3 separate regions of the Homo sapiens genome follow, and all the other regions are linked to region 2. A link is a loop called in an ENCODE intact Hi-C map of the cell type or tissue named here. Cell type or tissue: endothelial cell of umbilical vein. All regions are shown on one strand.

What was found. A loop is a pair of places that touch in the nucleus more often than their neighbours do. Peaks named below come from ENCODE experiments on the same cell type or tissue, not always from the same donor. Only the 100,000 strongest peaks of a DNase experiment are listed, where the experiment ranks them.
Region 1: a loop joins it to region 2, with 5 times the contacts of the local background. A loop is called at or near these places in 4 of 110 quality-filtered maps.
Region 3: it touches region 2 in a loop (9-fold over the local background); 25 of 110 quality-filtered maps call a loop at or near these places.

Annotation. Positions count from the first base shown.
Region 1 is chr1:68,172,828-68,175,327 of GRCh38, reverse strand. All of the region lies in intron 2 of WLS (Wnt ligand secretion mediator), which reads left to right. The region is part of intron 9 of GNG12-AS1 (GNG12, DIRAS3 and WLS antisense RNA 1); the gene reads right to left. Among named protein-coding and RNA genes, the nearest start is that of MIR1262, 9.5 kb to the left of the region's middle. In endothelial cell of umbilical vein, no CTCF peak of the experiment used is centred here; DNase peaks (open chromatin) are centred at 427, 1,047 and 1,687; H3K27ac peaks cover 2,500 bases.
Region 2 is chr1:68,341,506-68,344,005 of GRCh38, reverse strand. No RefSeq gene overlaps it. Among named protein-coding and RNA genes, the nearest start is that of RPE65, 110 kb to the left of the region's middle. In endothelial cell of umbilical vein, a CTCF peak has its summit at 1,073 (motif pointing right); a DNase peak (open chromatin) is centred at 1,065.
Region 3 is chr1:67,765,301-67,767,800 of GRCh38, reverse strand. The region is part of intron 2 of GNG12 (G protein subunit gamma 12); the gene reads left to right. All of the region lies in intron 1 of LOC105378781 (a long non-coding RNA gene), which reads right to left. Among named protein-coding and RNA genes, the nearest start is that of GNG12-AS1, 66 kb to the left of the region's middle. In endothelial cell of umbilical vein, a CTCF peak has its summit at 1,505 (motif pointing left); a DNase peak (open chromatin) is centred at 1,450; H3K27ac peaks cover 1,277 bases.

The DNA.
Region 1 (2,500 bases), 170 kb after region 2:
CATGGGCCTCAGTTTCCTCACTTTGAAATTGCCTGTGATGGTTTCCATCTGGCTGGCATCTGCATGGGTGAAAATGTCTACACATAGTAGGCAGTAAAAAATGTGAGCTCTTAGGAATCATTGTTTTATTTCTTTTAAAAATACTTCATTTATAAGAAAACATATTTCTGAGATCTTTTCAGCATCAGAAAATGGTGCCCGATTGCTCTTGGTGAGAACAACTTTGGAGGGAGAACAGGCCAGTAGGCCTCTTTGATGGAGATTCAGCCTAGAATGAGCTAGAAATAGAAATTAGTCCCACCTACAGGACATAAAGCTCATGGATGTAATGCCTTTTCCTTTTCCCAGTTGTCCCTCCATATAAGGGAGTTTGGGTTGATTAACTCAGCAGTTAGTAACACAGCCCTTATCTTACTCACACTCAGAAGAGGATGTGGAGTAGTGGAGGAGGTCACCAGGCCAACAGGCCCAACTTGCTTCCTACATGATAGGAACATCAATGGTCATAAACCATTTGATGAGATAGGAGAAGCCAAGGGCTGAGGGAGGAGATGGCATTCGGGGCAGGTGTGTGGAGTGATGCATGTAGAGACCAACGCAACAGTGCTAGCGTGACCCGAAAGGAAAGAGCAATGATTTTAAGGGAAAGGCTGAGGGTGATGGCTGGAGAAGAAGAGCAGAAAGGGAGTCCAGCTTAACACTCTTGTGTTGTGGGTGGCTTTTATTGAGGGAGGAGCAGCAGAGTTCTTCCGCAGCTCCACCAAGGGTCATGGTTTTCCATTATGCTTCCCATTCTCTCACACACACATATGCTTCATCCACCTTCTTTATAGTATTATGAATCTGTCCATTATCTGGAACCCCGGGTGGCAGTAGAATATTGTCCCACTGTCTCCTGGAGCCCAACTCGAGGAATGTCCTGGCTGATTGATCAAGGGAAGGACCTTATCTTTAAATAGAACCCCAAAGCTGAGTGCAATAATTCCCCACATAAGCCGTATGAAACAAATACTTCGTGTGAATAACACTGGCCTGACTCCAGCAATAACACAGCTGTTGAAACAGCTTAGTCACCAGGGCGATGGAGGTATGCAGTGAGGGAATGTTGGGGTGCCGTGATCTGACATTTAGCTGGCTGGCAGCAGCGCTGAGAGCCAACATGGAGCTGCGGGAGAGCTGCAGAGAGAATCTGCTACCCGTCCACAGGCATTATTCCCTTGTTTCTTTTGAAGCCCAACCGTAATCCCTTCCCTGGGCAAGGCAGACTGAGGAGGAAAACAGAAAACATTTTAGGACTGAAGGGAGGGAAAGAAATGGTTTGCTTCTTTTAGACACCTGGTTTCTGCCCCTTAATGATGCATGTTTATTTCCTGGATAACTTTTTTTTAAATGCCCCAGGCTAGGCAGAGTATAATTTAGATATGGCAAAGGGGGAAAAAACTCATTTATTTATCTTGCCTAGAAAAACGTCATGACTCTTCTTAGCTTACTTGTGTCCAGGGGATGTATGAAGAAGTCAGCAGGGAAAGTCCTGGCCCTGCTGCCTAATATTGCCTGAATCTCTGTAGCGGTTCATCTGCCAGAGCTCTTGTCTGAAGGACTCTGGGTAGATCTGGGCAAAATACTTAGCTGGTTTCGTCAGGATTTTGGGAGGACTAATAAACTGCCATGGAGCGACCCCATCCCTCTGCCAGCTCTTTGAAGAACTGACCTGTGTGTTTTTTCTTTATCCTGGACTCCCTCTGCACTGTTTGTTTTGGAAGTTGTTAAGTTAAATTAGCCATCCCTTTCCTTTCCTGGTTACTGTATGACAATGCAGCTGTCAGTCTGTGAACTCTGCCATCATCTATTTTTAGACACAGTGTGAATGAAGCTGTCTTCTCTAATTGCATTCAGAGAGAGAGAGAGAGAGAGAGGGGCACGCAGGTAGATTTTCACAACGATCAAATCAGCTATTCTAAATGCTCTGTGTACTGACAGTGTCCTGGAGAGAAAGCAAAGAAACCCACTGTGTGTTTTCCTCACTTGCTTTCAGGTTTGTTTTCTTTCCACATTGATGTTGATTATGGTCAAATAGGAAAGTGCTGTTGCCACATTTGCTTTCCAGTGTTTTAACACTTGCTAACTTAGATGGTTCTGAGTTCTCTAGCTTTGTTAGCGAAAGATTGGTTCATCATTGGGTTCAGATTCTTTGGTAAACAAATTCCTTAGAAAATATCCTCCTGGCAGTATTTTCCACAAGGTTAAATCGTCTTAAGCACACTGAGAACTGTGTTAGCAGTGGGCCTCAGTTTCCTTAGGATGTCTCTTTGTCTACCTGGCCCCCCATCCCAGTCCGTCTTCCGCACAGCTGCCAGAATCTCCTCCTTTGCTTTAACATCCTCTAAGCAAAATGCTGCAGCACTCAGGGCAAGCTTCTTCCCTTTGTCATTAGACCCTTCCTGTTCTCTAGCCTTCCCTGTTCCCTCCAGTCCCTCTCACATTCCCTGCCATATTGAAT
Region 2 (2,500 bases):
AAGCGATTCTTCTGTCTCAGCCTCCCTTGTAGCTGGGATTACAGGTGCCTGCCACCACGCCCGGCTAATTTTCGTATTTTTAGTAGAGACAGGGTATCACAATGTTGGCCAGGCCGGTCTCGAACTCCTGACCTCAGGTGATCCGCCCACCTCAGCCTCCCGAAGTACTGGGATTACAGGTATGAGCCACTGAGCCTGGCCTTAATTTTTTAACTTAAGTTAATTTTAGCTATGGTCGAAACGATCTTGTATTTCATTGTGTATTTATCAAAAAACATATATTGTCTATATAGTGTTTGGAAAACATTTGACAGGGATTAAAATCTTTTATATCTACCAGTATATTCTGAGAACTTGATACTTCGGCTTGAGGGAACCCTACTTATTGTTGGTAGATCCCAATATCATTACCAAAGAGGCATGCAACCTGGAAAAAGTAATCTAAAGTAGTCATAAGAAAGTATCTTCGGCCGGGCACGGCGGCTCACGCCTGTAATCCCAGCACTTTGGGAAGTCGAGGCGGGCGGATCACGAGGTCAGGAGATCGAGACCATCCTGGCTAACGCAGTGAAACCCCGTCTCTACTAAAACAATACAAAAAATTTAGCCGGGCTTGGTGGCGGGTGCCTGTAGTCCCTGCTACTCGGGTGGCTGAGGCAGGAGAATGGTGTGAACCCGGGAGGCGGAGCTTGCAGTGAGCCGAGATCGCGCCACTGCACTCCAGCCTGGGCGACAGAGCCAGACTCCGTCTCAAAAAAAAAAAAGTATCTTCACTGGAGAATTACTGTGAGAAATAGAAATAACTTTGCTCATGATAGCCTATTTGTGATTGTTCCTTAACATTCTTAATAAATGACTAAAAAGAGTTGCGATGTAACAGACCAGATTCTAATCCTGATTTTGTCAATACCTTGAACACATCATTTCATCTCTCCAGGTCTCCCCGCCCCGTTCCTGCCTAGAGCTAGGTGAGGAAGCTTGTGCCCTCTGACTCCAAGCCAACCTGAGTATTTAAGTCCCCGGCCTGTCGCATCTTGGGTGGGTTTAGGCCCATTCCGTATGTGGCCACTAGCTGGCAGGATTGCCACATGGTGTGCTTGGCCACTCCCCATCTGCACCTTCATCTTTTCCAGGAAGGATTCGCCCTCAGGCTGATTCTGGACCAAAACAAACAGAACATTCCACCTGGCAGCAGCCAAGTCCCCAGCACTATTGTGCCAAGGAGACTCTTTGATTTGCCTCAAGCCCAGAGAATAAACTACGATTCCAGGGGACAGCTGACTCCAGCCCATCTACCATGCTCCAGTAGAGACCTTCAGGTGACCCAGGTCAACACCAAGCCACCCTCTGGAGGATCTGATGCTGCCTCAGAAACAACACCTCATGCCTCATCAGATACTAATGGAAATGTGGGATACAGGCTTTTAATATGTGGCAATCACATTAATTTCTCTGATCCTCAATTTATTGCTTTGTAAAATGAGTGTGAGCTGGGTTTCTGAACTGTGTCTCCCAATGCTACAGGCAGTGTAGGATCCTGGGAAGAATATGGTGTTTTTGAACACAGATGTGCTTTTGTGTTTTTGTTTTTGTTTTTGTTTTGTTTTTTTGACAAAGTCGCTCTGTCACCAGGCTGGAGTTCAGTGGCGTGATCTCTGCTCACTGCAACCCCCGACTCCCTGGTTCAAGCGATTCTCCTGCCTCAGCTTCCTGAGTAGCTGGGATTACAGGCGTGTGCCACCACGCCCAGTTAATTTTTGTATTTTTAGTAGAGACGGGGTTTCACCATGTTGGCCAGGATGGTCTCGATCTCCCGACCTCGTGATCTGTCCGCCTCGGCCTCCCAAAGTGCTGGGATTACAGGCGTGAACCACCGCACCCGGCTGATGTGCTTTAAATCCCATCCTTGCCATTTATATGATTCTGATGGGTTCAGGACACATTACCCCAAGGTATAGCAGCTTGGTATCTGAGAAAACAGCAGAAGCAGGAAAGTCTCTCATTTTCTCCTCACCTTTCCCCAAAGCAGGTGATAAGATCCTCATTCCAGGGGTATCCTCCTAATGTCCAGAGAAAAGGAACTACTCTACCTCTGAAGAGATAGAGAATAATCTGAACAAACAGACCTTGTTAAGTTTCCCCAGTTTGTTACCATTACATCATACCCCCTTTGTCCGATACTTCACCACAACTGTCCATTTCTTCATCAAACTTAGTATAAAAATCTGTTTCCTTGTGTCTTTGGGTTTTCATTTCTGAAAGTTCCTGTGTCACATAAAACTTGTATTACATAAATTCGTATGCTTTTCACTGATTAACCTTTTATTATAGATACCTCAGCTATAAACTCTGGAGGTGCAAGAAAAGATTTCTTCTCCCCTACAAACCTGATCATGTTTTCTAAGATTTTTCTTTAGGAAAATGCAGCTATGAAATTTATTTCACAATGTTTTCTGAGGGTGAAAAGAAATCGAGTTAGTGAAAGAGGCACATAGAGTGC
Region 3 (2,500 bases), 580 kb after region 2:
GAAAACAAGCTACATCAACTAAACTTAACTTTCTATTTTTTTAGGCCTTGCCTCATTTTATTGTTAAGATTTAGGTAAGTGATATTGCCATCAGATAAGGAGAAAATTGTGTATTATTTTTACAAGGACTGAAAATATGCAAACAAACTATGTTTAGATAAATGCTCTCAATTGAGGTCACTTTATTTTGCTGTCTTTCAGTAAAGACTAGTATAGTTGGCACCTTTGTGCAGCCCAAGGAGGTCTGGAAGGAGGGTTGCATAACCTTCCCATGGGTGGAAAAGGAGGAGGAGGCAGAGTCTGAACTAGTGAGATGACCCAAACTGGTTACTGAGACTTGGTCAGGTAGGTGTGGAGAGCTGACCCGTGGCAGAGGAGTTTGTTCCCTTTCACAGGGCAGCGCAAGTGTTTCTTTCAATAGCTCCACCTCGGTATCTGTCTCCAGGCAATGGACAGTCCTAAGCGGGAGGAGCTCAGGCCCTGTCGTGCTGAACCCCTGTCAGTCTCATTAGAGATGGCACCATGTTCAAGAGGCCAAGAAGAGACCCAGAGCCAGCACACGTGACATGGGGTTTTACTGCAGGGGAGAGTCCAGTGGTGGCAGGCTGGACAAGATAACTGCATGGCCCAGCAGTTAAAGAGCCCTAAGGTTCAGGATCTTTCACTGGCAACATCCCATTCCAATGCCCTGTAGCTAATGTGATATTCCTAATTTTGTATGATTTTTCTAAAGAGGACCCCCAAAATTGTATAAGGCTTAGAACCCACAAAAACGATCTATCCATGGGTCAGGGACACACACACTCTGAGCCTTCTGCCTTGTATGGTTGCTAGGGTGCTAAAACTCACATTTGATTCTCCCTTGGGAATAGGCATTGCCTGTGTATGCCCCTTCTGTAGCTAGACCTGCATTCCCTAAGAGGACACCTAACCCTTTCCGTGAGGGGGAAGCGAGGCCCAGCGAGGAACTGCTGTCCAGGCATCTTCCTGACCACCAGATGCCATCCTCAGGGTAGAAAGGGCCCCGTTTGTGCAGGAAGGGAGGGCAGGCACTCAGACCTCCAGCAGCTTGCTTTGTGGTTTCTCAGAGGGAGGCCCTACAGAGGAGACCGGGTGGGAGGGAGCCCCGTGTGAGGCTTCACCTGGCTTCAGAATTTCCCCAGTGGAAAATTCTCCTGGAAAAAAAAAAAAAAAACACCAACATATATTCTTGAAAGTGTATCATCTTTGGCAAAACCATAGCTGTGATCTCAAGTTTGAGGAGAATGAGCTGGCCGGCCTTCAGGGTTGTGCTGATTAAGCCCTGCTTATGCTCCGCCGTAATCACATTCCCTCCCTCTTACTGTGCCGAAGGGCTGGGCTGCTTTGCTCATCAGCCGAAGTGAAATGTATTGAGAAGAAGCAGGAGCGCGGAAAGACCCCTTTGTATGTGAATATCTTTCTAGCACTGTGCGAAAATCAGGGTTTGAAAATAATTTCCCCTTTCGGTGAAATGCGAGCCAACTTCGCCCCCTAGAGGAGGACCAGAGAATTGTTTAAAATGAGCCCTCAAGGGCATTTTTATTGTTCTGATTGATAATTTGGAAAGATTGTCAGCCTGTAATTAGGTGGGACTTTGAAAGGGGCTTGTCTATGAGGGCATTGTTTAGGGGTGTGTGTGTGTGTGTGTGTGTGTGTGTGTGTGTGTGTGTGTGCGTGTGTGCCTTGTTTTGTTTGAGTTTTTGCCTTGAGATATTATTGTAAACTTAGGGTTGAATACTCTTATAGCTATAAAGAATAAAATGGTTTAAATGCCACCAGGCTTAAGGCTCACAGCTGTTACATTTATAGTGGACTTTTTTTTGGCCAGATTTTCACCACTACGTCTAGTTACAACAAATCATTGTTAGTCTTGAGTTTCCTTTCACTCCTTGGGGTTGTGGCAGACGTAAAGCCCACTAGAAAGCAGGAATTTTCAACCACAAACTGGATATGTATTAGAGATCCTAAATTATAGACTTTAGCTATGTCACCCACATTGAAATCTTTTTGATTTAGTCCTGCTAGTTTATTCGCATCGTTTCATTTACACCTGCTACTAACAACTGCCAGATTCAGTCACAGGTTGACTAGGTAGTAGTTATTTCACTACTGCTTCCTATACTTTTTGTGTATTTTTAAAAGAAAAATGCAAAACAGGCAGAAGAATAAGGGTTGAAATATACAAACCTTTCTATGTATTTCATCTTCTGTTAAAATATGATCTTGTTCTAACACCTTTGTTAAGCGTTTGTTGATTATTCAGCTGCTTTTAATTACCAAATCTGACCCAATTACTTAGCTTCTAATGTGTTCCCTTTATAAACAAAGCCTTTATAATAAAAATCTTATCTACCATCTTTTGTCTGTAGGTAAATATGTTTATCATCTTCATTGTTCTAGATCTTCATCCCTCAAGTGCAATATACAATCATAGTGTTTATATTAGTAATAATTTTAATGTTTTTTTTCTTTCTCTGCT